Regions from separate parts of the Mus musculus genome. Here all the other regions are linked to region 2. A link is a loop called in an ENCODE intact Hi-C map of the cell type or tissue named here. Cell type or tissue: gastrocnemius. All regions are shown on one strand. Each heading gives the region's core, and the rest is flanking DNA. Links, peaks and the distances in the headings are about the cores only.

What was found. A loop is a pair of places that touch in the nucleus more often than their neighbours do. Peaks named below come from ENCODE experiments on the same cell type or tissue, not always from the same donor. Only the 100,000 strongest peaks of a DNase experiment are listed, where the experiment ranks them.
Region 1: it touches region 2 in a loop (3-fold over the local background); 2 of 42 quality-filtered maps call a loop at or near these places.
Region 3: a loop joins it to region 2, with 6 times the contacts of the local background. A loop is called at or near these places in 5 of 42 quality-filtered maps.

Annotation. Positions count from the first base shown.
Region 1 is chr4:33,242,874-33,253,872 of GRCm38, forward strand. Pnrc1 (proline-rich nuclear receptor coactivator 1) reads right to left here and starts at 5,914. Exons shown (of 2, transcript NM_001033225.2): 1 at 5,075-5,914; 2 at 2,550-3,634. The coding sequence starts at 5,524. The coding sequence ends at 3,191. In gastrocnemius, for the core only: a CTCF peak has its summit at 6,159; DNase peaks (open chromatin) are centred at 3,240, 4,954, 5,735 and 6,323; H3K4me3 peaks cover 4,870 bases; H3K27ac peaks cover 4,461 bases.
Region 2 is chr4:32,609,941-32,620,939 of GRCm38, forward strand. It overlaps Casp8ap2 (caspase 8 associated protein 2), which reads left to right and starts at 5,530. Exons shown (of 11, transcript NM_001122978.2): 1 at 5,530-5,552. In gastrocnemius, for the core only: no CTCF peak of the experiment used is centred there; a DNase peak (open chromatin) is centred at 5,380; H3K4me3 peaks cover 1,801 bases; H3K27ac peaks cover 1,589 bases.
Region 3 is chr4:31,985,390-31,996,388 of GRCm38, forward strand. Map3k7 (mitogen-activated protein kinase kinase kinase 7) reads left to right here. Exons shown (of 16, transcript NM_172688.3): 7 at 297-425; 8 at 3,200-3,330; 9 at 4,545-4,626; 10 at 6,324-6,454; 11 at 6,998-7,127. Among named protein-coding and RNA genes, the nearest start is that of Map3k7, 27 kb to the left of the region's middle. In gastrocnemius, for the core only: no CTCF peak of the experiment used is centred there; a DNase peak (open chromatin) is centred at 5,655.

The DNA.
Region 1 (10,999 bases), core at 1,656-9,655, 630 kb after region 2:
CACTCTGAGTTTTGTTTTGAGACAGCACCTCTCTATGCATCCCTGTCTGGCCTGAAACTTGCTAGGTAGACCAGGCTGGCCTTAAAACTCACCAAGATCCACCTGTCTCCTGATGGCTGAGAGTCAAGGTTTGTGCCATCAAGCCCAGCCCCAAATTATTTTTTGGTCGTGATATTTATTACAGCCACAGAAGTTAACTGTCTGCTTCACTGGCAAAGCTGGCCTCCCTTTCTGTAATCTCGCATGAATTACCCTGCTTCTCACCAACACTGCATTTTCAATCAGGAGTAGGGCTACGGTTGTTGTCTTCGAACTAGCACAACCAGAAGCAGGAATCTTATCAGTTGGCCACAGCCACACGATCAGGACTTGATCCCCCACTCTCACTGAGCCGGTGTTTAGTTCTTCTACCCCTTTCCAGGTCTGTTCTGGGCCGTGGTGCTAAGGGGACAGAAACACTGCAATGGAGGCTTGGATTTGTTTCTTCTCAGCATTAAAATTTAGGGCTCATCTTTGTTGTGTCAAAAAGCATGACCAAAAGCAATTTGGGAGTTTGTTTCCAGACAGGGCCTGGGTAGCCTGAACCCACAGAGATTTGCCTGCCTCCGTCTTCCTAGTACTGGGATTAAAAGTGGTGGTCAACATGCCTAGCCCTACACCCTACCTTTGAGGGAAGTCAGGCGAGAGAGGCTTAAGTTTCCCAGAGACAGACTCTATGGAAGCACTGAGTGACACTCGGGGTTAAGAATCTGTGGCCTCTGGTCTGTTGGAGCTAAATAAATCAGCTGCGATTAGCCAGCATTATTAAGAGAAAACTGCGTCACTGGGACAGGGGAGTACCTCCTGAGGGCATTGGGACAGTGGAAAATCTCCTAAAGATGAGCTGCCACAAACTGTGGTCTGGGGGGACCAAGACTGTCCTGAGGTTGGCAAAAGGTGTCTAAGAGTCTCCTACAAGGTACCAGCTCTAAAGGGATCACACTATCTTTGTCTTCAGAGTTTTGATAGGGCTGGAATCACAAAAGTGCTACCATGACCTTTTTTTGAAACAAGAATAATCTTTAACTTCTGATACTGTTTCCAACTTATACCAGTACTGAGACACAGGTTAAGTATGCATCGCTAAGCTAAACTCAAAACATTGTGTGGTGACTCCCCCATGTGTGTATCTTACTCTGTGGCTCCCTACTTTACTACTGTGTGTGCGTATGTAGTGGGTGGTATACCACAGCCAAGTGCACAGCCAGAAAACTTTCCGGTTCTCTCCTACACCTGCTGATTCATCACAGCATCCAAGACCTGCGGCTTAAGTGCTTGCTGGGCTGGGCTGGGCTGGCTGGCTGGCTGGCTGGCTGGCTGGCTGGCTGGCTGGTGAGTGAGCCTTGCAATGTTTTTGTCTTTCCCTTCCCTGCTCCCAGATTACAGGCTCAGTGGCTAGGGATGCAAGTTTAGGTCCTCATGCTTGCAAAGCCATCTCCCCCAACCCCTCCAATGTTTTAGTGGAGGGTGGTGCCTGAGAGGTCCCAGGACAACTTGCATCTACTTGTCTACCTTGTCATTTCCAGGACTTCAAGCTGGTGCCACCTGCCTTTACCCACCGAGTTGTGTTATCTACTGAGTGCTAAAATGTTTTTAAGCCTTAGCTTTGGGTATCAGAACCAAAGCCCCCAGAGAAAGAGCTCTTAAATTTCTCCCCTGGAAGTCTCACACACACAGACTATTACATTTTTTGATTATTTCTACGATGGGTTGCAGGGATCAAGCTCAGGCTTCCTTACCCTCTGAGGCGGCTTCCCCATTCCTATAACAAAAGTATTTTCTTTCACTGAAAAATGAAAGGGAAAGATACCTTTGGGAGTTCAGTTCCCAGCCCACAGAGACCTGTAACTAGAGCTCCAGAGATCTGATCCCTCCAGCCTCCATGAGCATTGCACTCACACGCACATACTGGAAGCCAAGCATTAACAGTTCATACAAAAGGAAATTCTAAGTGAGGTGAGAGTTTGCCTGTGATCCCAATTCCTCAGTCAAACAGATTAAAAGTTCCAGCCCTGCTTGGATCATGAGACAAGATGAAGGACAGCCTGAGAAACTCCAAAATAATTACTTCAAAATAAAAATGAGGAATTGTGTATTCTAGAGCTAGAGATACAGTCTACTGGCACAGTGCTTGCTTGCCTAGCATGCCCAGAGCCCTGTTTGATCCCCAGTACCTCTGATGCCCCGGGGTGGTGGTGTACACCAGTAACCCCCACACTGGAGCGAAAGCAGAAGTTCTAGGTTATTTCAACTCCAGAGCTGAGTGAGCTCAAGATACTGTCATAATTAATTTTCATATTTATAACAACCAGCTTCACTTTTGTTCACATTTCTATTTCCAAGATGGGAAATTCTTTCTCTCAGAGGTAGGTTAAGTTATTAAATTTTGTAGCAAGGTTGTTATTTTAGCATAGTCAAAGACACGAAGACAACAAATGTTCCAAGTCCAATGACACAGTCACCTGCTTACACACTCATTCAGACAGCAGGCACACACAAAAAGCCAAGACTACCTTAAAAGGGGGGAGGCCAAATTATTATTATTGATTTAAAATTTGATTACAACCAATTTTGTTGGTATTTAAAATTAGAGGTGTTTTAAATCTCCATAATGGCAATATACCAATATCCAGAAATGAAGTTTGGTAAAAACGGGAAGCTTTCTAGGAATTGCAGATTAAAAGTCAAGTTGTCAATTTAGAGCAACACAGACTCCATGATTACAGTGATTGTGCCGAATTTCACCTTCAGTAGTACATAAGGAAATTGTTCACAGTTACATCTTCACTTTTGAGATTTGACAGCTGTTCTTAAAAAAATTTCGGTACCTGTGCAAATAAACAGTCTTCCATGTGCCTTAGCACCCACTTAGACTATCTCCACTGTATATATACAAAACACCACCACAGCTGCAGGGCAAAATACATACTTTCATAACAAAACTATAATGTCCTCTCAAGTATGAACAATGTACACATAATACATGGTATACAGTATTTACAAAATATAAAATATAATACAAGCTGCTTGTGTGACTTAAGCTCATTGTGTCGGATGCTGCAACAGGGCAAGTTTTCACTGCTGTATCCGTTTCCTTTCGAGTCCAAAGGTCTGGGGAAATCGATGTTTACCACACACTGCAGACGCAAGCCTAGGTCTGCACCTTGAGGAGCGTTTTCAAGTGCACTGCCATCAGCTCCCGGCTCTGGCTGGGGTTCTCGGCGGTACTTCCCATCCAGTGACTCGGAGGCTTTGGGAGGACACTAGGGGAAGGTGGGTCACTGAACTTTGCTCCGGCGTAATTTTCCTTTTGGCTCACTTCTGTTAGAAATGCTGATTTCTTCAAATGGTTACTTTTAATGTTCTCAGTATTTTTAAAAGACTTTTTTTCCTGCTTCTGCATTCGATCGGAGGAAGCAGAATCCTGCCAAAAGTCACTTTCATTCCTTTTTGCAGAGGTGATCTTGGTTAGTGGCAAGTTGTATTTGCTTTTCTGTCTGTTTATCTTTGGTTGTTCACACAAGTGTATACCATGCACAAGCTGGCTGTGGGGAAGGGCAATTTTCTCCGATTTTCCCATCTTTGATTTTAAAACCTACAAAGGAACACAAAAGTGAGCAATTTTCAAGATAAAAGTTATCTTTACATATATTTTACAAACTTGCTTTTAAAGTCCTCTAGAATTTAATCCGGTTTTAAATAAATACGTTATGTGTGGGATGTGCTTACTACTGGATGTTCAAATGTGCACGCCTCTTATGTTGCTATTGAATTGATGCTGTTAATTATAGCATATATCAAACTTACATTCAGAAAAATATCACTTAAAAAAAACTCAATGTCCATCTTTTCTAACTGTAAACAACAGTAAGGAACAAGTGTCCTCTATAGGTTAGAAAAAAAGTTCCCGTCTGCCTTTCAGATTCAGCAACTTCATGGACGACCTTCTAAGCTCAGCCAAAAGGTCTGTAAGGCAGAAGCAGAAAGGTAAATTCCAGGCCAGCCGGGGCTACAGCCCGAATCCTAACAGGCCACAAACTTTTGCACTGTAGTAACTTTCCCAGCATAATCTACAGAAATGTGCACCAAATGAAAACACCCTTAGATCACTGCCCCTCTGATGCTTGCATGATATAGTAAGGACACAAAAACTGAGACCCAAGTACAAGGTCATACTGTCTTTCCCGTTCAAAACTGCCTCTGAAAAATAGAATCTTCTCCAATGTACAGTGAGTTCTAAGCTAATGCAAGTGCCTGTCTGAAAAACTAAAAACCAAACCAAACCAAACAAAAAACCACTTCAGGATCTAAATTCTTATTCCTCTTCATGGGCACATCTTGATCAAGTACAATTTCAGTACAATGGCTGCTTTTCGTGTCACTACCAACAAAGAATTCTTCAAGCTGTATGAAAAAGGTGGTTTCGGCTTTTGTTTTTCATGCTAAGACAACTCTCAAATCCTTTAGCCTCGACAAAACTGTATCCCAGTTATCCAGATCCGTTAACCGAGGAGTCCATTTTATAACTTCTAAAAACTCATTCAGGGCGCTGCTTAGAAGCCCCCTCCAGCGAGGCAAGCTCGTGCCGGCCTGCACAGGGCCCGGGACACCTTCGCGTCGGGCATCAGACGGAGACTCCTGCCAACTTCCCAACAGCAGTCCGACTCAGCGGATCTGGCTGTGCGTGGGTCCCGCCCGCCCGGTGCCCCACTGGGCACCGCGCCTGCGCCTGCGCCTCCGCCCCCACCCAGCACCGCCTTCATGAGCGCCCCAGAGCGCTGCACGTAGCGGGCTGACGTCAGCCCTCCGCAGGTCCCTGAGCCCCGAACGCCGAAACCCCCTGGAGCGCCGCCAAGCTTCTAAATGCAGGCTGTTGCTGGGCCGTAGCCGCCGCTCCCATTGGCTGGCTCCGGAGCCAATGGGCGGCGCCAGCGCAGCCGCCCAGCCCCCCTCCCGCTTCCGCCCCACCACTCGAGCGAGCGTCACGGAAACTTCCCTCCCGAGTAAACAGCCGCCCCGCCCCCACCGGCCCTACCTCCTTCGCGAGTGGGGGCTGTCTGTGGAGCAGGGCAGTGGCCGCCAGACCTCGCTCCTCCTGCGCGACGATTGGCCCCGGCGCCGGGCTGCGACCACCCTCCAGGCTCGGCCGGTGCTGCTGGAACTGGTGGAAGCGGCTGGGCAGCTGCCCGGCCGGGCTGGCCCGCACCTTTTTCTTCCGCCGCTTCTTGGGCGCCGCCCGCGGGGCAGCCGCCGGGGCCAAGGTGCAGCCGGACGGCGCGGTGGTGCGAGGCGCGGGCGCCAGGCACGGCCCGTCCCCCCCGAGGAAGTGCGGCAGGAAGAGGGTGGGTGGCAGCGCGCGCGGGTCCGGAAGGCGCGGCAAGGGCGGCGGGGCCGGGTTCACCATCGGGAGGGCCCCGAGGAACCCGAGCGGCGCTAAGCGGCCGCTCAGAGCGAGATCTCGCTGTGGGACGGAGACGACGGTCATGGCGCGGGGACTCGGCAGAAAGGCGGGGAGCAGGAGTCACGGGGCGGCGGCGGAGGCTGCTGCTGGAAGGTTCGGAGCAAGGACCATGACTCGGGCGAGGCGGCGCAGCAACAAATAGCGCTGGCCACCGCGGCCAGTGTTGTTACCCGAGGCCCCGCCCCGTGCCCGCCCACCTCCCTGCGGCGGCCCAATCCGCGTGCGCCTGCCAGGCCACTCCCTCGGTCCCGCCTCCGCGCCCCGAGGCAAGACACAAACAAGCAGCCTGCTGCAGCCCTTCACAAAGAGCGCACGTTGCGCAGGCGCGCCCAACGGGCTCTTACCGAGAGTGTCCCGTGAACAATGAAGTTCGACTTCTGCCTCACCTCCCTGGCAGCGATCCTTTGGGGTAGCCTGGGGGTGGGGCAGGGGAGGAGGAGGAGAGAGGCGGTGGAGGAACTAGGAAGCTTCTGACCTCCAGAAAGGACTGCTTTGTAGGTTTTCGATTTCAGCCCTACATAAAAATTTTAAGAGATTTCGGAGAACACTAAGGATTTATTTCACTAAGGATTTACAGCACTGGTGAAGATCTGCCTCCATTTAACCTACAGTGAAATTTGGCTATGTGGTTTCTCATTCGGTTTTCCGACGCTGCCAATTAACCCTGGTGGTGAAAATAAAAAAGGGTTTACTGAAGGATTCTTCAGCTCATCAGAAGTACTCTATAATGCCGAAAATGGGCCTTTAATTTTTTACTGCCTTTATAGCTAAAGATCTCTGGGAGTCTCTTGAGATCTCACATTGCCCCTGAAACTTGATGCTGCTGCCAACCAATTGGCCTTTGTCCCACCCAGAGAAAACAGCTCTGCTACAGTTGCTAGCTAACTGGGTTAACAGAATTCTCTACTCACAGTTTAATACAGAAAAGAACTGTAGACACCAGTTACCAAATAGGACCTCAGAACCAATTTCTGTAATTCATCTTGTTTGAAACATACTTCTTTAATGATTGGGGCTTTATTTATTTAGTTTCCTCTTTTTTCTTTCTTCGAGATGGCGTTACTCTTTGTGTAGCCCAGGCTGTACTCTGTACTCGATCTGTAGACCAGGCTGGCCTCGAACACAGAGATACACCAGTCTCTGCCTCCCTAGTGCTGGGATTAAAGGCCCATGTCACCATTGTCCAATAATTTTTTTTTAATCATTTTACAGTAAGGCATACAAGAGACTAAAGAATTAGACACAAATCATTAAAAAATTAACAGAAGAATCTGAACTCTGGTCTAGGTATGGCAAGGTCAAGACCTGTAACACTAGCTCCTGGAGAGGCAGAAGTAGAGGATGGGAAATTTCTAGTGTAGGGAATTTAATGAGACTCTGCCTCATAATAAAAAGAGCAGGGCATCTAGATGGATCAGTGAGTAATTAAAATGCTTGCTATATAAGCCTAGCAGCCTGAGTCCCATCCCTGTAAGCCACCTAAAAATGAAAGACAGCCAAAACCACAAAGTGGCCCTCTGACTTCCAAACACATTCTGCCGCAAACCTGCTTCCACTACACACACACACACACACACACACACACATAGACACACACACACTGTGAGGAGAACAGAAGATGGGAATGAGCTAGGAGGTTAGAGGCAGGGAATAGTTCCATTGTCTTTGGCCAGCAGTAGGGAATGTCTTTGTTCTCAGGCTAGAGATCCCAGAAGGGAGCCCTGACATCTTACTTCTTTCTACACAGCCACTCCCAGTACATTGATTCTTTGATAGTGAACAGATGATGGTGAAAGTCAGGAATATCCATTCCTGATTTCAGTTCAGACCTTTTTTTTTTTTTTTTTTTTTTGAGACAGGGTTTCTCTGTATAGCCCTGGCTGTCCTGGAACTCACTTTGTAGACCAGGCTGGCCTCAAACTCAAAAATCCGCCTGCCTCTGCCTCCCAAGTGCTGGGATTAAAGGCATGCGCTACCAAGCCGGGCGATTTCAGCCCTTCTTGTAAATGATGTCAGGGTGAGCACTTCTGAAGTGGTAGTCGTTGCATGCAGTTCCCTTGATCGGGACTCTGTTGAGGCTCATCAAGAGACAGCTATCTCCTAGTCAAAGTTTGGAACCCACCACTTGCCAGAGTAGAAAAATGACCTTTTGGTAACTTCCTTTTCATCTCTTTTACTTTCAGATTCTGGACTCCGGAATGCTTTCCCGGGCACTCTGGGATTGTTCACTTTCCTCTGAAGCTGTCTAACCCCTTTCTCCTTGTGGCCCCTTACAAAAAGACGTTTTTCTCTCCCTCTTCTCCATCTTTTCTCTCCAGACAGCTGCTGAGATTTACACCATGCCTGCCTTACAGTCTTGGGAAAAAAACAAAACTAATAAACTCCTTGAGCTTCTGTTCTAAACTACCTTATTAGTGAGACTAAGAACCCTGAGTGAGAGCTTCAATTTCCCTGGTAGTGTGTGACACCCAAAGGTGACTCCTCAAAATGTCTAGTAACAATAAGTAAAAAACAAATGTTTTTAATCTTACACAGGGTCTTGCTATATAGTCTTCCCTGGCCTGGAATTCACAATGTAAACCAGAAACCAGACTAGCCTTGAACTCATGGAGATCTTCCTGCCTTTGCCTTCCTGTTGGTGGGCTTAAAAGTGTGAGCCATCATGCTGGAAAGGCTGGCCTCAGTGCTGAGATAGGCACTTCCTCCCTTAGAAGCACAGATGGCTTGGTGGCACATGACTTTAATCCCAGTACTCAGGAGACAGCGGCAAGTGCATCTCTGAGAACTCGAGGCCAGTCTGAACAGCAGTGAATGGAACATCTAGATCTACATAGTGTCTTGAAAAGATCCAAAACAACAACAAAAATAAACACCACAAAGCACAGCTCTGATGGTTATCAACTGTGTTGTCTGTCATACTTCGTTATTGGGTTTGTTTTCATCTTATTTCTTCGAGGGCCTAACTAGCTTGGAGCTTACTATATAGCCACGTATGACCTTGAACTCTTGATCCTACTGTCTCCACTTCCCAAATGCTGGCATTAGGGGTCCGAGCCATCATCCCTAGATGACAGTTGATTGACAATTTTAGGAAGCCACAGCCTTACTCTCTCTTAGTCTTATAGGGCTGTTCCCAATAACTCTTAAGCTAGGTAGTAGCAAATGGTGCCTAAAATATTTAATTACTGATAGCAAGGTTGATCATGCTGACTATACAGAGTAATACCTAACTATACAGAGTGATAACTTTATATATATTTCATCATGATTAATTGCTGGGCTTTATCTCTGTAGACTTGACTGATTTTTATGTTTGTAACAGTTCATGGTAGGTGATCATGTCCGTTGGATGAATGGGAATCCAAAACTGGAAAAGAGCTTACAAAGCCTTTAATTCCCATCTTTGATAGTCAGCTGTGGGGACTTCGTGTAGTCCTTTGGAGGCAAAGCCAGGAGATGCCCTGAAAGTTTGAGACTAAGCCGATCTGCACATAAGGTTCCAAGTCAGACAGTGCTAAAGAATGACACCATTTCCAAAAAGCGGAAATAAAACTCAGCAAGCAAGTCTTCCGCCCTGTGAATTGAATTTGATTCAGCAACCCGTGAGGAGAGTACGTAGCCACAGCTGATGAAGAAGAGCAAGAAGAAACGCTAGGCTAGATCCCTCACAGGGGCGCCTCCAGTCTTGCAGTTTAGTTCCTTCCAGATGAAGTCAAGTTGACAACCAAGAGTAGCCAAGGAGGGAGAAGCCTCTGCTTTCTGCCTGCTTGCTCTCACCTTGCTAGCAAGTCCATTCCTTCGCTGGCACTGGAGCCGACTTCTTAAGATTCCAGCATACACTGAGGGCCAACGGAGACATCCAGCCTTGTGGACTGAACAACTACTGGACACCTGAACTTTCTGTCAAGAGGTTTTAGTCAGTCTGAGCGAGCAGCAAGTTTACAGCCAGCTTGTACTCTAGGAGAACCTGTTTCAAACGTATGAAACCATGACTGAGGATTTGAGTCAGCGGCATTCAACCTATGGGTAGCAACCCCTTTGGTGTGTGTGTGTGTGTGTGTGTGTATGCACGCATGTGCACACGTGTCAAATGGCCCTTTCACAGGGGTCACCAAAGATCACTGGAAAACATATTTACATTCAGTTCATAACTATCAAAATTACAGTTATGAAGTAGCAACAAAAATAACTTTATGGCTGGGGTAACCACAACATGAGGAATTGTATTAAGGGACTGAAGCATTAGGGAGGTTGAGAACCACTGATTTAAGTAGTAAAGTAGTTGCCTGGACTCAATCTCTCCTGCCACAGAAAGAAATTAAAATGAAGCAACTTTATTTTCCTGGTATTAGAATATTCAGTTCAATCGTTTCTCCCCATTACCTAAACCTTGGAGAAAAGTAACTCAGAAAACAAAACCAGGGCCAGCGAGATGGCTTGGTGGTCGAAGGTACCTGCTGCCTGCTGCTGCAACCCTAACAACTTGAGTTCAATCCCTGGCATAGCATGTAAAGGTAGGAGACAAGCCATGCCACCAAGTTGCTCTCTGACCTACACAGTTGCAGCATGACATGAAGACCCCTCCCCCACCAATTGCAATAAGTAAAACATAAACTAGTAAATTAATAAATTTTCTGTTGTATCATTTAAAAAAAAACCCACAAGAGCTGGGTATTGTGGCACATGCCTAGCCACTTGGGAGATAAAAGCAAGCAGGAGAATCACGAGTTCTAGGTCATCCTTGGCTTCGTAATGAGTTCAATACCAGCCTGGGTATATGAGACCCTGTCTTAAACAACAACGTAAGTCCAACTGAACCCAAAGAGAGACCAACAAAGTGTCTTATAGAGCTAAAGACCAAATGAAGCCTCCTTCAAGGGACCCCGAAGGAACTGCTCATGTCGGCATTCTGCCAAGTCAAGTTTCAGTATTGGTGATGACTCAGTGCTACAAATGCAGTATCTAAAATGATGTAATTATCACTGAGATTCAGGAGAGAACAGCTAGAGCTTAGCTTAACTAGTAAGTTAGTGTGTTACAGTTATTCTTAATATGTGCAGGTGTACAACGTGATTGATTTAAATATTGATGCTAATATTTTCTTGTTTGATATGAGATCTCACTACTATCAGATCTCTATACCGACCTATGGTTTTTGAAACAGTCTAGCTCAGGCTGACCCTGGAATGTTTAATCCTCCAGTGTCAGCCCTCCAAGTGCTGGCATTCTGGCACACCACCATACCTGACTATATTTCCTTTACTTCTCCTGTTCTTTAACTATAAAGTTCTCTGAGTCACAATGTCCTGGTTCTCTAAGCCTAGTCAAATTATTCATTCTTTTGTGGCTCCCACTAGGTTAACAATTCATACTTTTTATACAAAGTCTATAATCAGAGTCCATCTGTCTGTGTCTGTGTCTGTGTCTCTGTCTCTCTCTCTCTCTCTTCTCATTTTTTAAAAGACAGGTCTCTTTATGAAGCCCCAGCTGGCCTAGAAT
Region 2 (10,999 bases), core at 1,836-9,835:
GCATAAGCCTGTCTTGTCAACCCCAATAATAAAACAAGTGCCTAGGTTTATAAAAACCAGAGAGAGTCCCGCTGACTGTAGCCAATAGAGTGGAAAATTCAGAGAGTACCTAGGGAATTTCTCTACCGCCTCTAATATAGAGCTCAACTGAGTTTGAAGTATTCTGGATTCTATTAATGAAGATAGAAAAAGAAGGTTCCAAGATTACATGTTGCCCAAAGACACTAGGAAACCATTGAAAGTACCTTACAACTGAAGTTCAATAGATAAATTATAAATATCTGGTTCTTTTCTAAATCAACAATCTTGTTTCATGTCAAAAACCTTTACTTCCAAAAAAGAAAAGAGAGAAAATAGGATAGAAAGAAAGAGAGAGAGAGAGAGAGAGAGAGAGAGAGAGAGAGAGAGAGAGAGAGGAAGGAAGGAAGGAAGGAAGGAAGGAAGAAAGAAAGAAAGAAAGAAAGAAAGAAAGAAAGAAAGAAAGAAAGAAAGAAAGAAAGAAAGAAATCTTTACTTTAGGGAGGGCTTAGCTGTTAAGGGCACTAGCTGCTCTTGAAGAGAAACTGGATGTGGTTCCCAGTACCCACAAGGATTCTGACATACTCTTCTGGTCTCTACAGCAATAGGCATGCACATGTTACACACACACACACACACACACACACACACACACATACACACACACACACACACACACACACACACACACACACACCAAGAGAGAGAGAGAGACAGAGAGAGACAGAGAGAGAGAGAGAGAGAGAGGCAGACCAACACTCGTGACAAGAAAATAAATTTTAAAAAAAATCTCTGTTTCATGGACAAAGTATAAAGACAAGAAACAGAGCAAATGTTCCCAGTAAGGGTTTATTAAGCTCTTTCATACTTCAGTCCTGAGGGAAAACACATTTCACTTCAGAATTACCACACTCCTGGGGAGATACAATCACTCGTTTTACAAAGTGTCCTCTTTAAAATGTGCTAGCATGAATACTACAGCACTTCATAACATTTGTCTTTCAAACCTGTCACCAGAACATCACTTCTGGCATTTGATCAAAGGCAGTTTTATGAAGCATGAAATTACAGCCTAATTTTTGCCTGTAAAAATGTTCTAGAAAAATGTTAGTTTTATAGATTTTGTAAATTTTTTGAAACAGAATCAAGACAATCTCCTATTTATGATATACTGTAGCTTCATAAACAAAGCACTCCTTTCATGCCATCTTTAGCCAGTTTCTCCCTGAACCCCAAGACGTGACCTGCTAACACACTGTAATCTCTTGCTCTGGAACTTAGTAATAGTCTTGTCCTATGCAAGCCCAGAATTAAGAGATGATTTGGCTAAGAAATGATTTGGCTTATCTGGTCTCCAGTGCTGTGGAAACCTCAGTTTACCATGCAGACATGGCCAGGTCCAAGAACCACACCACACACAACCAATCCCCAAAATGGCACAGTTACAAACACACAAGTCTCTTAAGGAGTTGACCCCAAGTTCCTGAGGAACATGCACTTTGCCAAGAAGCACAACAGCAAGGCCCGAGGAAGATACCAACACTGAAAACACAACGAGTGGACAAGCAGAGGCCATCGGTGGTTAAGCCGGGTGTTCCCTGCTCACCCCAAGCTTGGGAACTGGATTTGAAGCTACACGGCCAAGGACCATAGGCTCTGACATCCAAAGCCCAGGGGTCAAACCAAGACAGAGGCTGCAGCTCCAGCTAAGGCCCAGCTTCAGCTCCAGCTCAGGCTCCCAAAGGTGCCGGGCCTCAGTGAAGGCCTCAGAGAAAAGGCTGCTGCCAACGTGAAGTCAGATGGACTGCTGGGACACACCTACTTACACACTGTAGATGACCAGTGACCTGCTGTTTTTAACTTGAAGTAAGATCTGTTTTAAAAATGAAGAAATGACATCTGTGAGATGAGTTGTTATTATCATATTATTTGCATTTGTCAATGTACCTACCAATAAGGGATCTAATTAAGCAACCATGCTAAATTCACATAATTTACATTTCCATGTATACAAAATAATTGAAAAGCTGGGTGTGGTGATGCATATCTGTAATCCCAGCACGCGAGAGGCTGTGGCAGAAAGATTGCAGGTTTGAGGCCAGGCTAGGCAACTGAGTGAGTTGAAGGCAGCTTGGACTGCATAGGAAGACCCTGTCCCAAGAACCAAAGAAGAAGGAGAGGAGGAAATAAGGAAGAAAGGGAGGGAAGAAGGGAAGGAGAGAGAGAGAGAGAGAGAGAGAGAGAGAGAGAGAGAGAGAGAGAGAGAGAGAGAGAGATCTAACACAGAATATTCTCCAAGAGTTAGGAGTTGAAGAGCATGTTCAACTACATCATAACTTTGAAGGCAGCCTGGACTATGTGAGAATCTATTTTGTGAGAACTGGGGATTGTGGGGGAGATGAAAGAGACTGAGAGAAGGGTCGGCAATTAAGAGCACTTGCTGCTTTGGCACAGCATCTGAGTTCAGTTCCCAGCACCTTCATGATACCATCCATAATACCATTTCCGGGGAGTAGGGGGCAGCAGCTCTCTCTTCTGGCCTCCACAGCACTTGGTATATAGTGGACTGAAATGCATGCAAGCAAAATACTCATGTATATAAAATAAAAACAAATAAATTGAAAACAAAAAAATACCCAAAATAGATTTTTCAATGTATGTGTGGTGAACACAATGTATGCATATTCATGTTTGCATACACACGGACACATATGCATGCAGGTACATATATATATATATGTGCATGTAGAGGCCAGAGATTGACATTAGTTATCTTCTTTGATGGCTCTCTACCTTATATATTGAAGCAGAGTCTCTCACTTGAATTCAGAGCTCTAGCTAGCCACCTTGCTCCAGGGATATCCCCTGTCTCTTCCTCTTGAACACTGAAATTACAGATGGACCTGGATACCCAGCAGTTACATGGGCTCTGGAGATCTGAATTTCACACTTATGTGGAAAGCACTTTTACTTGCAAAGCCATCACCCCAGTCATATGATACATTTTTTTTTTTTTTTTTGGTTTTTCGAGACAGGGTTTCTCTGTATAGCCCTGGCTGTCCTGGAACTCACTCTGTAGACCAGGCTGGCCTCGAACTCAGAAGTCCGCCTGCCTCTGCCTCCCAAGTGCTGGGATTAAAGGTGTGCGCCACCATGCCCGGCATATGATACATTATTCAATGAATAGTCAAATGTATACTTTCATCTAAGGACTGTGGATACATTTTTATTTGGAGGAGTCCTGAGATAGGTGTCGCTCCGTGGTAGATCACGTGCTTCGCATACGCCATGAACTCATTCTCTACCACTATGAGGTGAAAATACTGTGAGGTGATATTTAAGAACATGGGAAAGTTAAGCTGGTGCCCAACTAGAACCTTCACCACTGCTGACTAGTACGGTGCTGGAAAGGTATTCTGGATGTTCCTGGAGGTGAAGGGTGATCATCAATATTACCCAGCCATAGACCCTGCCATTTACAACAGGAATGCCTGCAAGACATATTTGTATGTTCCTTCATTTACTGACCGGGCCAGGGTAGAAACGGCTGTTAGAAATCAAACTAGGCTAGTGGGAGAAACTGTGGCAATTTTGAGAGTAATTAGACATTTTACGCCTTTATCAGAAACAGAATTTAATGGCAATTACCAGACTCAATACAGTTGCTGTTGCCAGGGTACAATGATGTCTGCAAACTATAAAGGGTATACAAAATTAATGCTAAGACCAATTTTTCTGTCAAGCTTCCTTCCATGTTTCTTTGGCTTCTGAGCGACCATACATAGAAACACAAAGAGTACTGAGTACTTCACTGCCTGAAGCATTTGGTCTCTCAGGAATGGGAAGGCGCATCGTGCTTCAGGAGCCATGGACTCTAAACTGAGAAACCTATGCTGCATGACTCTCAAGGCATCTATGCCAGGTCAACGCCATGGGTCCCTGCACATATTGGTGCAATAGTGACGTGCATGCTATAGGAATAACAAACCATTTTCTGTGTGGATTTAAGGTCTGCTCAGTGAGACCATATCTGACACTGCTCAAATGGCCAAGAACCTGAGACTAGATAGTTCATAAGCCTAGAGGTAAAACTACTACTATGATTCTGCAAAGGCCAATAAAATACTCATCACGACATAGCGCTATACCCCTAAATCACTGCATTATTCAAGACTCATCAGAGAAACTTCTTACAGTAGGAAGCAACTAACAATGGGCAGAGAGTGAATCTTTGGAGCACTTAGCCCTAAATGGGACGCCTTCATCAAACCCTTTGCCTCAAGGATCAGGGACCCATTACCCAAAAGGAGGCAGAGAGACTCTCAACAGCCAGAGGTGGCGGATGACTCCAAGAACTGTGTCATCCAAGGAACAGACACAACAGGACTAATAAATATATGAATGCAGAGGCCGATAACCCTCATAAGACCCGTTGGGGTTCAAGCCTGAGGAGGTATTTGCAGTTGAATTCAACCTGCAGAGAAAGGAGACAGCAGTTTTCTTTAGTAGAGTGGCACTGGTCTATCAGCCAGACTTTGGGGAAGGGACAATACCCAGGAGTAGTTGACCAATATAAATTGAATTCCATGTTTTTGTGTCTGAGCTTTTTGTTTCGTTTTGTATTGTCTTGGCTTTGTTTGTTTTTTCTTACTGGTTTCTTTTTTGTTTCTTTTTCCTTTTTTCTTTCTTTTTTTGAGAAAGAGAACATGAAGTTCGGTGGGTAAGGAGGTGGGATCAGAGATGCGTTCGGGTAGGGGAAAAACGATAAAAATAATTTATTGTATATATATATGTATATATATATATATATATATATATTTTTTTTTTTTTTGGTTTGGTTTTTCGTGACAGGGTTTCTCTGTGTAGCACTGGCTGTCCTGGAACTCACTCTGTAGACCAGGCTGGCCTCGAACTCTGAAATCCACCTGCCTCTGCCTCCCAAGTGCTGGGATTAAAGGCGTGCGCCACCACGCCCGGCTTTACATAAAAAAGTTTAATACGGAAAAACAAAAACAAAAACCTTCTTCTATCCCGCTGAATTAGTAATTCTACGCTACGTTCACCATCCAGGATGGCATCTTAAAGGTCAGATCTTAGCGCTGTCTAGCGCGCAGCTGACACAATTTATACACTAAAGACCTCAAGCCTTCTCCACTTGCTCTCAGCCAAAACAGCTAGGAGCCTCCACCTTTACTTTCCCTTTCATTAGCGTCTCCCAGACCCGCCCCACTTCCGCTCTGGTGACGTCTTTTCCGCGGAGAAACCCCGCCCCGTTGTCACTGAGGTCACGGCCCGCCCACTTCCCTTCGGAGCCACAGAAGAGTAAGTACCAGAGTTTGGCGCCAACTGGAATCTTTTTTTCCGCCTTCAATGGCGGGAACTGGCTGTGTGCGCCGAGACGTGCTTTGCGTCTTATCTAATTGGTTGTCGGCGCTCGGTCCCGCCCTGGCGTCCTTACCGTGAGCTGCGATTGGTGGAGACGGCGGAGCGCCTGGCGTCCGGACAGCGGCCGCTGTGCGGGGCTGGCCGGCCGGGTAAGTTCCTGAGGGCCTGTCGCGGGGCTGCTGGGGAGAGGCAGCGGGGTGCCGCCTGGGATGGCTTACGCTCTGGGCGAAGGGTTGTGCCTGGCTGGGCCTCGAGGAGCCAGCTGCCGTCCTCGGGGAGCGCCCCTCGGAGCGTCTCGGGGGGCGCTGGGGCGAGCACCCGGAACATCGCCGGGTCTACAGCGCGCCCCTCCCCTCCCCCACCCGTGTCTCCCAAGTCCCTACTGCCGAGCTCTCGGTGAGTGTGGAGAAGGGGCTGTCCCGAGGGTCGGGCGATCAGTGACAGGGGCAGTTTCCCAAGCTGAAAGCTTGAGAGAAGAAGTTGTTTATGTGCTCTCCGCAGCGCCTCGAACCATCCCTGACATGGGAATGTAGAATTCTCAGGAAGCATTAGTGCTTCAAGGATCCTCTTGGCGGTCTTTTCTCGCCACACCAACACCAAACTTCTCGCTGAAGGCCTTTCTCCTATGAGCTTCAACCCCGCCTTGGAAGGGACTAGGCCACTAGGCAAGACTTCTTGGCTCTGTTACCATACCCCAAATTATTTTTTTTCCATAGTATTTCCTGCCATCTTACGGGATATGTCCAGAGATTTATGTTTTAAGGGGTGTTTTTGATTTTTGACATCTGACTGGAATTTATCCCAGCTCTCCACTTTCTAGCTGTTGGCTGCAGCAGATTTTCTAATTGGCTCTGTTAGGTTCCTCATCTATTTAGACGGGATAAGGAATAATATAGACTTGATAGGAGCTTCAGGATAATTTAAAGGAGTACTTAGCGCACTTATATCAATACTTGACTTGTGTAATGTATGCTGCTTTTCATGCCTGTCTCATCCTCAGAACCTAGAGTGAGATTTGCCTCTTAGCTTTTGCCTGGTTGTTTTCCTTCTACAAATGTATGCTTTTGTGTATTGAAAAATTTGAACTTCATACTGCTTTCAGAAAAGATTAGATGACCCCTTTCTCTATGCATTTGCTTATGAATCTGTTGAAGCTGTTTATCCTTCCAGATAATGGTTATCAACCTGTAAAATTTTTAAAGAACATTTTGGTGCTAGGGACTGGCCTTTTCAAAGCTGTGAGGACTGCACACTACTGAGCAACCTTCCTAGCCCAGCAGCTGTTATTAATCAATCATTAGCTTCTTGGTTTTTAAAACTTGGCCTCTGCATGTTTCAAAGGTGTACCACTCCTCTCAGTAGTAACTCAGATGGGAGATGAGAAGAAGTATAGAAAGATCTCTCTCACTCCTCTACCTTTCATATTCTCTCTCTCTCTTTCTTCTCCTATCTTCCCACCCTGGGAGACTCACTGACTTGTAATTTTTTTTTTAATATACCTGTCACCATGATGCTAATGAGCCCCAAATCATCTTAACTCTCCTTTTCTTTTAAGAAAAATCTGTTAGGGATCCAACTCTATTTCTAACCCAGACCGACATTTTCACCTGATTGTTGTACAAGTGATTCACCGGGTCTTCTTTATTTCTCCATTACCATTAAAAGAATGCCTTCCACCTTATCAGAGGTAGAAATTTCGGAATCATCTTTAACTAATTTGGCATTTCATTAGCTTAACAAATTATTTTATTACTTACTAACTACTAACCGCTATGCCAGACAGTGCTAAGAGCTGATGATGGTGGGGAACAAAACAGATGACCCTTGTCCAACCTGGGCCTGTACTGTCAGCAAGGTGGACGTGTTTTCTCAAATCCCACGGGAATGTAGAGTTGAATTTAAATGTAACTTTAATCACCTGATGTAATTGTCATTTCCGAAGCTTACTGCCTGAGTCCTGAAAGCTTCTAGCTGCTGTACAATCTAATCTAGTCCTGGAGTGTTTTCAGCCTCTGAGACTTATTGCTGAGTAAGCTCATCTTTTCTCATTCTTTCTGACCTGTCTGGCTTGTTCTGTCTTCCTGTGTCTAGCTTGTTCTTTCTCTCGCTCTCTCTCTCTCTCTCTCTCTCTCTCTCTCTGCAACCTGTCTCTGTACACCTGTCCCAGTAAAGCTGCTTTCTCTCCTTTTTTACTTTTTTTCTCTCTGCACTGCTCTTTTAGTAGCTTCCCTTTCCTCTCTACTCTTGTGAGAGTTGAGCATACTCTGTTCTGTCAAATCTTTCTCTGATTCAGCACTTTGCCACTCAATTGGACACCGCTTTCAAACATGGGTGCTTCCTTTTACAAACTCTACCTTCATTTTTGGAATTACAGGAGTGTACTGAGGGCCTGTCTGTATTCCAGCCAGAAGAATTAAGGTGTGTGCTAAGGGCCAAGACACACAACTAGAAACAGAGCTTTTCAGTAAATACCAAGAGCCGGCGTGGTGGCGCACGCCTTTAATCCCAACACTTGGGAGGCAGAGGCAGGCGGATTTCTGAGTTCGAGGTCAGCCTGGTCTACAAAGTGAGTTCCAGGATAGCCAGGGCTATACAGAGAAACCCTCTCTCGAAAAACCAAAAAAAAAAAAAAAAAAAAAAAAGGTAAATAACAAGATCCTGGGTTTGCAGTGTGATAAATATTCTGCAACAGTTGAACTGTGGAAAGAAGTCCTCTAGGGAAAGGACACAGTGGTATAAAGATATAGAACAATGTGAGGTGAAGTGGCGCACACCCTTGGTCCCAGAACTGAGGAGGCAGAGGCAAGTGAACTCTAGGTTTGCACACTGCCTTGTGTACAGATTGACCTCCTGCATGGCCAGGGCTACATGGAGAGCCCTGTCTCAATGCTCTCACCCATATGCTCCCTAAAACCCAAAGAAGAACATATCAGAGGTCCTTACCTAGTGGGACGACATTGTGCCTAGGGGACATTACTTTGGCCAAAATAACAGTTAAATAATGGTAGAGTATTGAGCAGACAGTCTGCACTTTTCAGAGTTGCTGACCGGGAGAGAACAAGTGTGCTCATAGAGCTACTCATGTGATCTGCGTAGGCTGCTGGGGGTTGGAGAAGAACCATGAACAGAATAACACTGGTTCAGTGGTACAGGACTGGCATGCAAGACCTCTGCAGAACTGTTAGCAAGTGTGTTCATTGTCCTGATCAGCAAGGAGCACCCAAAGGTGGTTAAGCACAGCAGGAGCACGGTTAGATTGCTGTTCTGAAGACAGCTCAGGGTGGGTGGGATAGCTTAGCCAGTAGCTGATGCCAAACCTGACAAGCTGACTGAGGTTGACACACATAGTAGAAGGAGAAAATAAATTCCCCCAAGTTTTCTTCTGACCTCCATCTGTACAAACACAATAAACAAATACAAATACATATAATACATAAATAATATATATTATAAATATTTTTATATTTTATATTGTATATATAATATATATGTATTCTAAGGACAGCTCAGGTTTTGTTATAAAGGAAATTTCAAATCAATGAGTGGACATTTGAATAGGTTTGCATAAAATACAACAGCTTTCCCACGGAAATCCCTCAGAGCTAGACTTTGTCTTTTGCTAAATTCATGACTCCTTATTTGTCTTGCACAGTTTTCTTATGCTTGTTTTGAGATAGGATCTCACGTTGGTTCCTGATTCAGCCTTGCAGCTGCTGAGACGAGATGTGTATGCCAGTGTTGGATGATCTTTGCTGTCTAGCTCCTGGCTACTAGCATCTGCAATGTGAATTTGATTAGCCTCTGCTTTAGAATTTTAGTGATCTCTCCAGTTGCTATGGGAGAGAGTTCAAGTATCTTAAACATATAAACTGTTTCTTGGTTCTCTAAAACCTCACATTCTGATCTTGCTTTCACACATTTTAAACTATGAACATTTCATATCTGGACTCATTTAAATATGTGAACTCATAGTAGACTTGGTACAGAGTAGATCTGGTGAGATGGTATCAGAAAATGTCTACAAACAGAATCTTCAGAATTTTGGAATTTTGGAAATAGTAAATAATAAAGGTGGCTAGAAAGGTACCAGTTTAAATCAAAATAAGGAATTTGGGCAAAATTCACTAGATGTTGGCAGGTTATGGGAAGGTTTTGAGCAAGAATTGCTACAGGCAGTACTTCTGTGAAAGAATTAGAATTGTTTGTAGCATGTATTTAGCAAACTAGGTAGCAACAGTAGGGCCTAAAGCACATTGAAACAGCAGTAAATGAGGGCAAATGGACAGATGGATGTTACAGAGGTGATGTCAGTAGTCTAGAGTGTGAGTGTTATTCATAAAAATAAAGATGTCAGGTGATCAGATGCTGATAGGTAATATTCTGGACTTCATGAATATGTAGTTTCAGAGGAATGTATTTGTTTTATTTTTTTGTCGTATTACTGACTATTGCTTTATATCTTTGTATAAGTAGTTCTTAACTCTCCAGTACCCTGAAGGCAACAGGCATTCTGTCACCCTTACCAGTCTTTTCCCTCTTGTATCCTATGTTCCTCCTCCCTCCATCAGCAGTTAGTCCAAGGAGAAAGTCTATGCTAGAGTAATTAAGTCAAGGTAAGATAATATCTGAATTCATAGCCTTTGGAAATTATTCATACATTTGTGTAAGTGCCCAAAGGCATTTATAGTTTGTTACTGACCTTGTAATAGATAGAACTTTTCCATGGGAGATGAGAATACCTAGGCCATGAGTGAGACCAATAGAGTCATCATAAAAATAAACTATGGGGCTAGAGAGATGGCTCAGTGGTTAAGAGCACTAACTGCTCTTCTAGAGGTCCTGAGTTCAAATTCCAGCAACCACATGGTGGCTTACAACCATCTGTAATGAGATCTGACACTCTCTTCTGGAGTGTCTGAAGATAACTACAGTGTACTTACATATAATAAATAAATAAATCTTAAAAAACCCAAAACTATGAACTTAAAATTTCTGGCTCCTGTAGTCTTTTTTTGGGGTGGGGTCAGGGAAGGTTGCCTTGTTTTGTAGTAAGTATTTGTGTTCATTAGTATATATTGAGTATATGAAACTCAGTCCTACCTTCAAGTCATCTGTTGTCTAACTGGTATCTGTTGGTTACAGTGCTGTTATTTAAATTATTTAAAAATTAGATGGGCAGTGGTGGCACATACCTTTAATCCTGACATTCAGGAGACAGAGTCAGGAGAATCTCAAATTCCAGGACAGCCTGGTCTACAGAATGAGTTCTAGAACAGCCAGGGCTACATAGAAAAATCCTGTCTTAACCCCAAACCCCTCCAAAAAAAAAAAAAGGATTGAAAAATCAGTTCATTATGGCCCTGAAAGATAGCTGATTTCATACCTGCCATCTGTAAATATATAAAGCAAATATGACAAAGAGATTGTAAAGTTGTAGAGATATGTTTAAGGATTTTGCTTCGAGGCAGAGTGTTATGTATCCAGGCTGGCCTTCAAGTAGTTGAGTGCTACTTCACAGAGTCTGCCTCTGAGTGCTGGGATAATAGGTAGGCTTTGTGTATGATAGGCAAGCACTCTACTAATTGGGCTACATTTC
Region 3 (10,999 bases), core at 981-8,980, 630 kb before region 2:
GTTCAAACTGTGCCTATATGTGTATGGATTAATCTATACAGAGAAGCAGGAAGACCAGTGCATCTTGTTGAAAAAGTAGGCAATAACTGACTTTCTCACATAGATTTTGAGTATATTATTAATATTTATTTAACTTAGTAAAAAATATTTGTTGACAGTATTAAAGAAAGTAATTGTTTAACTGTGTGTATGTGGCAGTCTCTTCTCCAAAATTCCCATTCTTTTAAAATTTATAAAACTGGTTGTTCTGTAATTCCTGTGGACCCGGTCTCAAGATGACCCTGCCTTTTTTGTAGGTAGCAATTACAGTGAAAAGTGTGATGTCTTCAGCTGGGGTATTATCCTCTGGGAAGTGATAACACGCCGGAAACCCTTCGATGAGATCGGTGGCCCAGCTTTCAGAATCATGTGGGCTGTTCATAATGGTTTGTCAAAAGAAATTCTTCTTTAATAGACTTTGTATATTTCATCTTTGGAAAACTACTCCCATCCTCTTCCTCAGAGACCATGTGTATCTGATACTGAAGTACAGTTAAAATTTGTTACCAGACCACCTTCCTTTCTGTATCTGTCTCTGGGTCCTGTGGGGAGAACTTAGACTCCTCCACACAGGGCCAAGACTGGCAGCTGCACTGCTTAGGGAAAGACACAGCAGTACTTGGTCAATGCCACAGTCTGTCTCAGAGATAGAGAAACACTGGGGGAAAAGTACAGAAAGAAAGGCTCGTATTGATTCCCACCTGTCTATAGTTGGGGAGCTTTCATAGGAAACAAGTCTCTCTCTCATCAAGAGAGAAAGCAAAGCTACTGGTAAGAGTTGTGACTTAAGCTCCAAAAGGCACAGCATACAGTGTTTCACATGTGTGGTATTTATATTCTCAACCATACTTACATACACTAATATCACAAGGAGACAGTGATGGAGCTACCACCCAAATTCAGGCCCTTCTGACTCAAGGAAGTGCTCTTTTCATCATAGTGACTTCATGGGCTCAGTTCTTATGTCTCTGGTCACATACTTCCAGTGATGCTTCTGTCTGTAAATGTGAGTTAGGATGTCTTCTTCACTAATAGGCACTTCACAGTTTCTCTGGGAAAGTCTCAGTGAAGGAACTGCAGTGCCATGTTACTTCATGTGCCTCTAATCACTCTGATGAGTATATGTTTGTATACTCGTCCTCAGGTGATCAAAGAACAAACACTAACTCTTCAGAGCGTTTGTAGACTGGCCAAACCAAAACGCCATCAAAGTCATCTTAGCTGCTTTGTCAGTCTCCTCTACCAACTTTAGTGTTACATCCTGTAGTGTTGGTATAAAAACTATAAGAGCCTTGACCAAGACAGTGTGCTTCCTCTATCAGTTTTCAGTAAAGGATTGTCAGTGAAGCACAGAGTAAAAGAACTAGCTTGTTAATTGAATAAACTACAAAGATTGTAATGTATCTGAAGCTACCCTGGAGTGGGAGACTTAGTAAGACCACCACAGGCTTTAAAAACTCTAAGACAGTTGTTTTCAGCTTGTGAAGTGGTAACTGCAACTAGTGAGTGTGACACCACAGCAGAGAGGAGTCAGTGAGTGTGACACCACAGCTGGGGAAGTCAGTGAGTGTGACACCACAGCAGAGAGGAGTCAGTGAGTGTGACACCACAGCTGGAGAAGTCAGTGAGTGTGACACCACAGCTGGGGAAGTCAGTGAGTGTGACACCACAGCTGAGGAAGTCAGTGAGTGTGACACCACAGCTGGGGAAGTCAGTGAGTGTGACACCACAGCAGAGAGGAGTCAGTGAGTGTGACACCACAGCTGGGGAAGTCAGTGAGTGTGACACCACAGCAGAGAGGAGTCAGTGAGTGTGACACCACAGCTGGGGAAGTCAGTGAGTGTTACAACACAGCTGGGGAAGTCAGTGAGTGTGACACCACAGCTGGGGAAGTCAGTGAGTGTGACACCACAGCTGAGGAAGTCAGTGAGTGTGACACCACAGCTGAGGGGAATCAGTGAGTGTGACACCACAGCTGAGGGGAATCAGTGAGTGTGACACCACAGCTGAGGAGAGTCAGTGAGTGTGACACCACAGCTGAGGAAGTCAGTGAGTGTGACACCACAGCTGGGGAAGTCAGTGAGTGTGACACCACAGCTGAGGAAGTCAGTGAGTGTGACACCACAGCTGAGGGGAGTCAGTGAGTGTGACACCACAGCTGAGGAGAGTCAGTGAGTGTGACACCACAGCTGGGGAAGTCAGTGAGTGTGACACCACAGCTGAGGAAGTCAGTGAGTGTGACACCACAGCTGAGGGGAGTCAGTGAGTGTGACACCACAGCTGAGGAAGTCAGTGAGTGTGACACCACAGCTGAGGAGAGTCAGTGAGTGTGACACCACAGCTGGGGAAGTCAGTGAGTGTGACACCACAGCTGGGGAAGTCAGTGAGTGTGACACCACAGCTGAGGAAGTCAGTGAGTGTGACACCACAGCTGAGGGGAGTCAGTGAGTGTGACACCACAGCTGAGGAAGTCAGTGAGTGTGACACCACAGCTGAGGGGAGTCAGTGAGTGTGACACCACAGGTGAGGGGAGTCAGTGAGTGTGACACCACAGCTGAGGGGAGTCAGAGTGCAAACAACATGATTGAGGGAAGAGAAGGAGTGTGACACCACAGCTGGGAAAAGTCAGTGTGACACCACAGCTGAGGGGAGTCAGTGAGTGTGACACTGGTTGGCCACTTTGTATAGATGGAAGATTTTTTTTCAAACACATTTGAAAATTTTGTAGTCTAAAAATTCATCTTTCCTCAAGTCAGCTACTGTTTTTTCTCAATGCATAGCCTTTGCTGCTTGTTGAAAGAATATTTGAGATAGTTTCACTGTCAGTCCTGGCTGAACGAGACCTATGGCTTCACCAGCCTCTGCCTCATAAGTTCTAGGGTTAAAGGTGTGCAGTTAGCCCAAGTAAAACAGTCTTAGTTCTTACTGTTATTATCACCATGTGCTACAGACTGCAGTATAAGTTATCCTGTAGTTTGCCCTTTGTGGAAAAAAAAAATAGATACAACAAATAGAGAAAGATGCATGCATACAAACAAACAACAAATGGTAAACTAAAAGATGAAAATGCTAATTCCAATATTGTTAGAAGTAAACTTTAAAAATCTTGTACTGCTCTTTAGGTAGCTAATTCTTTTCTTTCTCTAATTTTCAATTATAGGCACTCGACCACCACTGATCAAAAATTTACCTAAGCCCATTGAGAGCTTGATGACACGCTGTTGGTCTAAGGACCCATCTCAGCGCCCTTCAATGGAGGAAATTGTGAAAATAATGACTCACTTGATGCGGGTATAATCCTTCTTTTGAGGGGCTTTGGGTAGGGGGAATTTAATATATGCCAGCTTTTAGTGGGCGTGTAAAGTGAAGGAATGGCAACAGTTTCTTGTATTCTATTTTCCAGTGTTACTCAAGTTAGAGTAGGCGTCTATTACTCACATAGTTAGAAGAGAGAGCATTACTGTAAGACCGTATCTAGCTCTCTCTAATGGCAAGAGACTTAGACTAGGTGTCGGGCTTGCTGTCGTATACTAATGTTTGTGCCAAGGACAGAGCCTATAAGAGAGGCTGGGAGAGGGTGTCTAAAGCTTTACAGTGCCTACAAATATATGTGATTGATAACATGCTGAACTAAACTCAGCTTGTCAGATTTTCATCAAAATACATTCACTTATACAGTGTACTGTATCTCAAGAGACATGTAACTGAGGAGTGTTAATTTTTGCTGTTTGGACTTTTTGTTGTGTGTTTTCAGATGCCAATAAAAACTATACTTTTTTTTCTAGGCCTTATAGAATCCTAATTTAGGAAATCTTTTAGATAACCAAATTCCCTACTCTACAAATCTAAACACTTTAGAATTATTTCAAATATTTTAGATTTCTTTTTTCTTTTATTGAAAATAGATTTTTTTTCCAACAAGAGCTATAAGTGGTAACTTTGACTTAAGTTTATACACCTAAACTTTAAGCTGTATAAGTAAAATGATAACTGTTCCATCATGTCTAATTTGGAAAAAAAAACTTCATTGTTCAGTAAATATTTTAGTATTATGTCCCCAGTTCTTAAGAGGGCTTCCATAAGGTATGTTCTTAATGTTTAAAATCTGAGTTCTAAAGCTGACTCAGAAGTATTCATTCTCAGTTGTCAGACTAATAGTCTTTGCAACAGTTTGACAATATATGTCACTCTTGCAAGTCTGGTACACTATAAACAATGACCCTGCTATTCCCCTAGAGAGCTTCTCTTTGCTGTTATCTCAGTGCTTGTGTGGGCACATGACATTGTCTGCTGCTAAATTTTCCAAAAGGAGCACACATCATCATCTTTGATCAAAAAACAGACGCTGCTCCACTGTCAGTACATGCCTGAGGGGAAACTGAGCTGCATCCACCTCGGGTGCACCCGAAACTACAACAGTGATGCAGATGCTCTTGAACTCATGTCATGTAACAGGCTCTGCTCTGTACTAAAGGCATTTTAAATTGTGATTTGCTTTTATACAGTACTTCCCAGGAGCGGATGAGCCGTTACAGTATCCTTGTCAGTACTCTGATGAAGGGCAGAGCAACTCAGCCACCAGCACAGGTAAGCAGATGGAGTCAGAGCAGCCGCAGGATTCCCTCCGTCCCATGACATTTGTCATGAAGAAAGGAATGATGTCTGTTTGCATCTTAGTTCCTCATTTCTCAGGACTCACTGCAGTTTAAGTTTCCAGGGGCCTTGCTCTATGAAGGCCCTGAGGTTAAGCTTCTGTGGCTGCTGTTACTGTTTAGTTAAGTCTAAAAGATGAATATTATATTGCTGTGAATGCTGCTCTTACATTGTTTCTTAGTTTCATCTATTTGTGATAAGGTCTCACTTTGTATTCAGGCTAGCCCAGAACTCACTGTATGATTCAAGATAGCATCCATTAAATTCATACATAGTCCTGCCTCAAAAACCTTAGGAGTTCTCTGACTAAGATACATGCCCCACACCCAACTGTTTCTCTGTGGGCACTGCTGGCCCAAACTACTGTAGGTTATTGTGAACGTTGGATTCCTTTACTAGCTCTGTTCTGCTTTTTTGGGGTTTGGTTTGGTTTGGTTTGGTTTGGTTTGGTTTTTTTCTAAAGAGACTTACACAAGAAACTGGCCTGTTGGAGACCATCCTTAGCTTGTTCCTGACTGGGTCTTGGTTTTGTTTTGCTAGTTGTTCCTGAGTTCTAAGTACTGGAGTGCCAAGGGTTCAGCCATTAATCTCCATGTCCTTGGTTACCTCTTCAAATACCTCTTCGTTTGCTTTTATCTCTCTATCTTTTTAAACAGATCTTACTTCAAGTTTACTTGTAAAAACAGTATAGGTCACTGGTCATCTGCAGACAGTGTGTGAGTAGGTGTGTCCCAGCAGTCCATCTGACTTCACGTTGGCAGCAGCCTTTTCTCTGAGGCCTTCACTGGGGCCCGGCACCTTTGGGAGCCTGAGCTGGAGCTGAAGCTGGGCCTTAGCTGGAGCTGCAGCCTCTGTCTTGGTTTGACCCCTGGGCTTTGGTTGTCAGAGCCTATGGTCCTTGGCCGTGTAGCTTCAAATCCAGTTCCCAAGCTTGGGGTGAGCAGGGAAAGCCAGGCGGCTGAGGTTGCGGTGAGGCCTCTGGCACACCCGGCTTAACCATCTTAGGCTTCACACGGCCTTGATGGCCTCTGCTCATCCACTCGTTGCATTTACAGTGTCTGCATCTTCCTCAGGCCTTGCTGTTGTGCTTCTTGGCAAAGTGCGTGTTCCTCAGGAACTTGGGGTCAACTCCTTAAGAGATTTGTGTGTCTGTAACTCTGCCATTTTGGGGATTGGTTGTGTGTGGTGTGGTTCTTGGACTTGGCTGTGTCTGCACAGTAACCCACACCTCCTGAGTGCCTGGGACTGGAAGAGAAAGAGCATCTGTTTTCATGTTATACCTGAATTCCATCCTCAGAGATCAGAGCCTGATGTCTGATAGGGACAGACACAATACTTTCTAAACTGAGTTCTGGTTCTTCCGTCAAACTCACTCATCGTCCAGGCTTGCCATCTCAGCGAATAACCCTCAGTTCTACTTCAGGCTTAATCCCTTGGGTTATTGTTATTTACGGCTATGTAGAAGACTGGTTGGCTTTTTATTGTGCTGTCTGTAACTTTGATTTAAAATGGGTTGCTCAGTGTGTTTTCACTGGTGTAGAAGTCTTATTTTTACATATGTCTTGTCCACTATTGAATAAGGCATTCATATTATTCCCAGCCTGTAGTCTGAAATGTGTCTGCTTTTCTAGGCTCATTCATGGACATTGCTTCTACAAATACCAGTAATAAAAGTGACACAAATATGGAACAGGTTCCTGCCACAAACGACACTATTAAACGCTTGGAGTCAAAACTTTTGAAAAACCAGGCAAAGCAACAGGTTTGTTATTAAAAGTAAAATTGTATGTTTTCTTTACTAGTAGTCACAACATTATACTAAAGTTATAGATTATTTGCAATCTTCTGATATGTAACAATCCTGAGTTTTCTTTCTGTACCAGACAAATAAGCTTGTGGTAAGAGACATGAAATTTTGCTGTCATTTTTTACCAAACAACTTGTTTTCCTTTCTCCTGTCTGTTGCTGTTGTTAGCCCTGCCCCTTCCTCCCTGTGACCCATCTCTAACTAAGGGTCCTACAAACAGTGTGAAATGTATTTAGGTTCTATGGACCAGTTAAGTTCTCACAAGGCTGTCATCCTGTTAGGTTGGTTGTATTACGGCTGTTGTTGGTAATAAGTGATTGCTTTGAGCCGTGTATATCTGAGCCTGCTGTGCTTTACTAGGTCCCTCCGTTATAAGGTTCCCTGCTTCAGAACAGCACCATCAGCATGAAAAGCCACTTGCCATCTTCATCCTGGGCTGCCCAGGATCTCTACAGGAAAAGATCCTCAGTAACTGAGATTGACCTGTAATCCTAACAGAGTGAATCTGGACGCCTGAGCTTGGGAGCCTCTCGTGGGAGCAGTGTGGAGAGCTTGCCCCCCACTTCCGAGGGCAAGAGGATGAGTGCTGACATGTCTGAAATAGAAGCCAGGATCGTGGCGACTGCAGGTAAAGGGGCTGCAAGCCCAAAGAGAAAATGCCTATGGTTTTACATGGTACTCGCGGTTGTATTCAATAGGGCCGATGGGTCGTGTCTTATATCTGCTTTCTAAAAACAGATGGTGGGTTCACGGTGTTTTCTAAGCTTTCAGCAGTAAAGGTTTTGGTTCAAATTTTAAATAGACAAGTATGGCTTAAAATGTATTTGGATTATAAAATACACTTCCTAGTTACAGACTTTCAAATGTAACAAATATATCAAATATATTTCTCCTCAAACATAAACAAGCTTCAGAAATCAAACTTTCACCAATACCAGAGTATTTTCTATGGCTGAGTAATTCCAGTGTTTTTATGCTGAGCCCAAGAAACGAAACATGATTGGCAGGAAATTGTGCCCCAGGAGCTGTTGTCCTGCTCTTCCTGCCAGCGGCCAGAGTCGCCCAGCTAGCTGTTTGCTTATCTGATGATAGAATCAATAGTAGTAGTTTCATCAGACGTTGGCTTTGATAGTGTTTAAATTTCATTTTGTCAGCTCTTAAAATGTACAATAGACAACGTAGCCAGAATTAAAAAGAATGGCATTTTGTCACCTGGTGAACCAGCACCTTTTTTAAACCGGGTTTCACTTTAGTGGTGCCAATTTAATTTGAGTCTTATTTTGTTATTTCTGATCTTCCAAGGTTAGACAAGAGTGAATTGTAAAAATGAGCATTGTATTGGAGCATGTAAAAGTGTAAAACAAATAACAGTAAAAACTTGATAAATTCTCCTCTTCGGGGGATAGTTTCGATGTATCTGCATATCTTTTAATTATATATACAGAGTTTTAAAAAAAATGTAAACGGAGATGTTTTCTAAGTAAAATGTTCTGATTGTGTGTGTTCTCTTTGTAGAGAGTGGCATCCAGATGAACTGTACTGTACTTGTCTAAACTAATCACAGTCACTGATTTATCAACCTGCACTAAAAGCCTTTAGATAGGAAGGACTGTCTGAAGAGACAGTGTTTAAACACTAAGCTATTGAGCCCACAGAGACAAGTCTAGATTTGCCTTGTGGTCTTTAGGCACTGGTTTTCTATCTCTGTGTCACAATCTCTGTTGTTTAACTTCTATCCTCAAGGTTACCGTGTGGTCCAAAATGGTTGTGACAGCTCAAGCCGTCACTTCACTGCTCAGGTAGCAGGAAAGAAAAGGAAACAGAAGGGGGGAAAGCTTTTGAAACCAATTTCTGCAGCTTCCACACTCATTCCACAAGGGGTCTGAGCCATAGCTGAAATTGCTGCATTAGTAAAGTCAGAGCCCATGCTAAGGAGAAGAAAAGACTAGAAATGAGTGGGGAAATAGCTGTCTCCACCTGAGATAAATCCTCAGAAAACGTCAGGTTCAGTAGAGGTCAGTGCCCATCACTGGTCTGCTGGTCTCCATGAAGCACAGATGTCTGTAGACAGAGACATACTGCCAGCATTGTTGGGGGTCCACTTCAGTTCAGTTATCATCCAGAATACACACATAATGTTGATTCTGCCCTGAAAGGGGAAGTAATGTTTTCATAATAGTTTAGGATTTTGCTAAGCCTGTTTTTCTAATCAGATACAGATTTGTAATTACATATTATAAGAATGACATTTTTCCAGTTTAAGGATAATCATACATAAAATTAGTTTGTCCTCTCTACCTAAATGTAAGACAATACATCCTTTGAATTTTAAATAATTTGAATTTTTAATGAATTATCTTACTTTGAAAGGTTCATATTCCAGCTTTTGACAGTCTTCCTGTTTAACAGTTATATACTCTAAACGTTTAAAATTGTAATAAATATTCAGTTTATTAGAAACACTGTAGATAAACTTAGGGAAATATGTTTTAATGCTTTGGTATGATGACTGTTGATAATCACGGAATTTGATTTATAGCACACTCCAGGACGCACCTAACTTAGGATCTTCCTGCTCCTGTTTGTGTCGTAAGCACAAACATGGCAGCTTGTCTTACTAACTCCTGCACCTCCTGTCCTGCCGTCCCTCCCGTCACCTCATACCACTGATTTTACTTAGGTACACTATTTCTAAGAACACATCGGAAATTTAGCTTCTTCAGTGTCCTGCAGCTTTGTCTCTCTCTATTTGTTGTTGGGTTTTTTTCCTGCTAATTAAAACCAGTGTGTAAAACTTCTGAAACTCTTTGCTCTTTAACGTCGCCTCCCTAAGCATGGACGAAGAGTTAGATAGTTCTGCATGCCCTTTTTTTTTGCATGAGATGGATTCACACAACTATTTCAGAACTGTTCTGTTGTGCAGTCATTTCCTGTGTTACTGTGTGTGGTTGTTTGCATGTATACTGTACATGTGTGTTTTTTCAGCCTATTCCAAGCCTAAACGGGGCCACCGTAAAACCGCTTCATTTGGCAACATTCTGGATGTCCCTGAGATCGTCATATCAGGTACCATAGACCACCTGTGTTGGTGTAACGGCTGTGGAACTGGATTCATGATCCCGGTACTTTTAAATGCTTCTTGCTCCAATTTGCATAGGATATGAACAAATACCTCTCATGCTGTACCCAGGGAGATGGAGAGAAAACTGTAGATTGCCACACAAAAACCAATTTGCAAACATAACTTCACATCTCCAGCAATAAGAATCAGGTGAAAGGAAAATAACAGAAGGGAGAACACTACCTCCACATTTCCCTGTTCTTCTGTTGGACGTGAGAGATAAGCTACACTTGGGTCTGTTTTAGTAGAGGATATAACTATTTGAAACTTCCCTCCCTCCCTGTCCAGCTTGGCTATGGGGAGCCGTGGGCAGGCAGCTGCACAGTGTTACCCTAACTGCAGAGCAGAAAGGTGAAGCCAGGCCAGGCTTGCCAGTTTTTATTTTATTTATTTATTTTTTTTAGTGCACCTTGCCAGAACCCAAACTACTCAGACAGCTAGTTAGCTCTGCTGCTAGTTTATTAAGAGGAAGGTCTACAAGCTGTTTTATACCCGATTCAGTATATCAATTGGCAAATGCTTTTATATCTTATGGAGGTAAATTCATAGATGAATAAAAAACACCTTTTTAAATAAAAACTTAGATGGCATAGGAGCCCTATATATATTTAAATAATCATTTAGGCCAGTGAGATCCCTTCAGCCTGAGGACCTAAGGCGAATCCCTAGGACCCTTATGTTGGAAAAAGAGACCAGACTCACAAAAGCTCTTCTCTGGTCTCCAGACACACCTCACACGTGCATATACACACACAGGTGGGCAACATAAATAAAATAAAGGTAGATCTTTTAAAAACATGATTATTTACCCCTATGTTAAAAAATTTTTTTAAATTTTCCTTTTGTTGCCTGACTCCCAAGATTTTGATGGAAAACATATTTCTCACATGTGTGATTTGGGTGGATTCTTTGGCATTCTCTACTTTTACCCATGATAATACTTATTTAACATTTCATTTAAATTGTAGTTGAGTGGTTTTGTTAATTATTAAAGTGATATTCTGTTTTATAACATTGTCACCACCTCAAATATTAACTCATTTCTAATGCACTAGTTTTTATTTATTGAAATAAAGAATTTTTGAGAAATTAGCAAAATATTTGGAATTATTTTATTTCACTGATAGGTATAACATAGAGGGATGATGTACTGTCCCAAAATGGTAGACTTTAAATTTACATAGAGCTGTAATAATCTTGAATACATTACAGAATCAGACAAAAGTTTAGACAAATAGTAATTTAATCTTAACTTAGATTTATAATTCTAAAAGGCAGGCAAGAAAGAAGAAACATGGTTATAGTTTAGAGGGGCAGGAGCTAGTGCTGCACAGAGACCAGAGGGCAGATGCACCTGACAAGCTATAATAGCCCTGGGC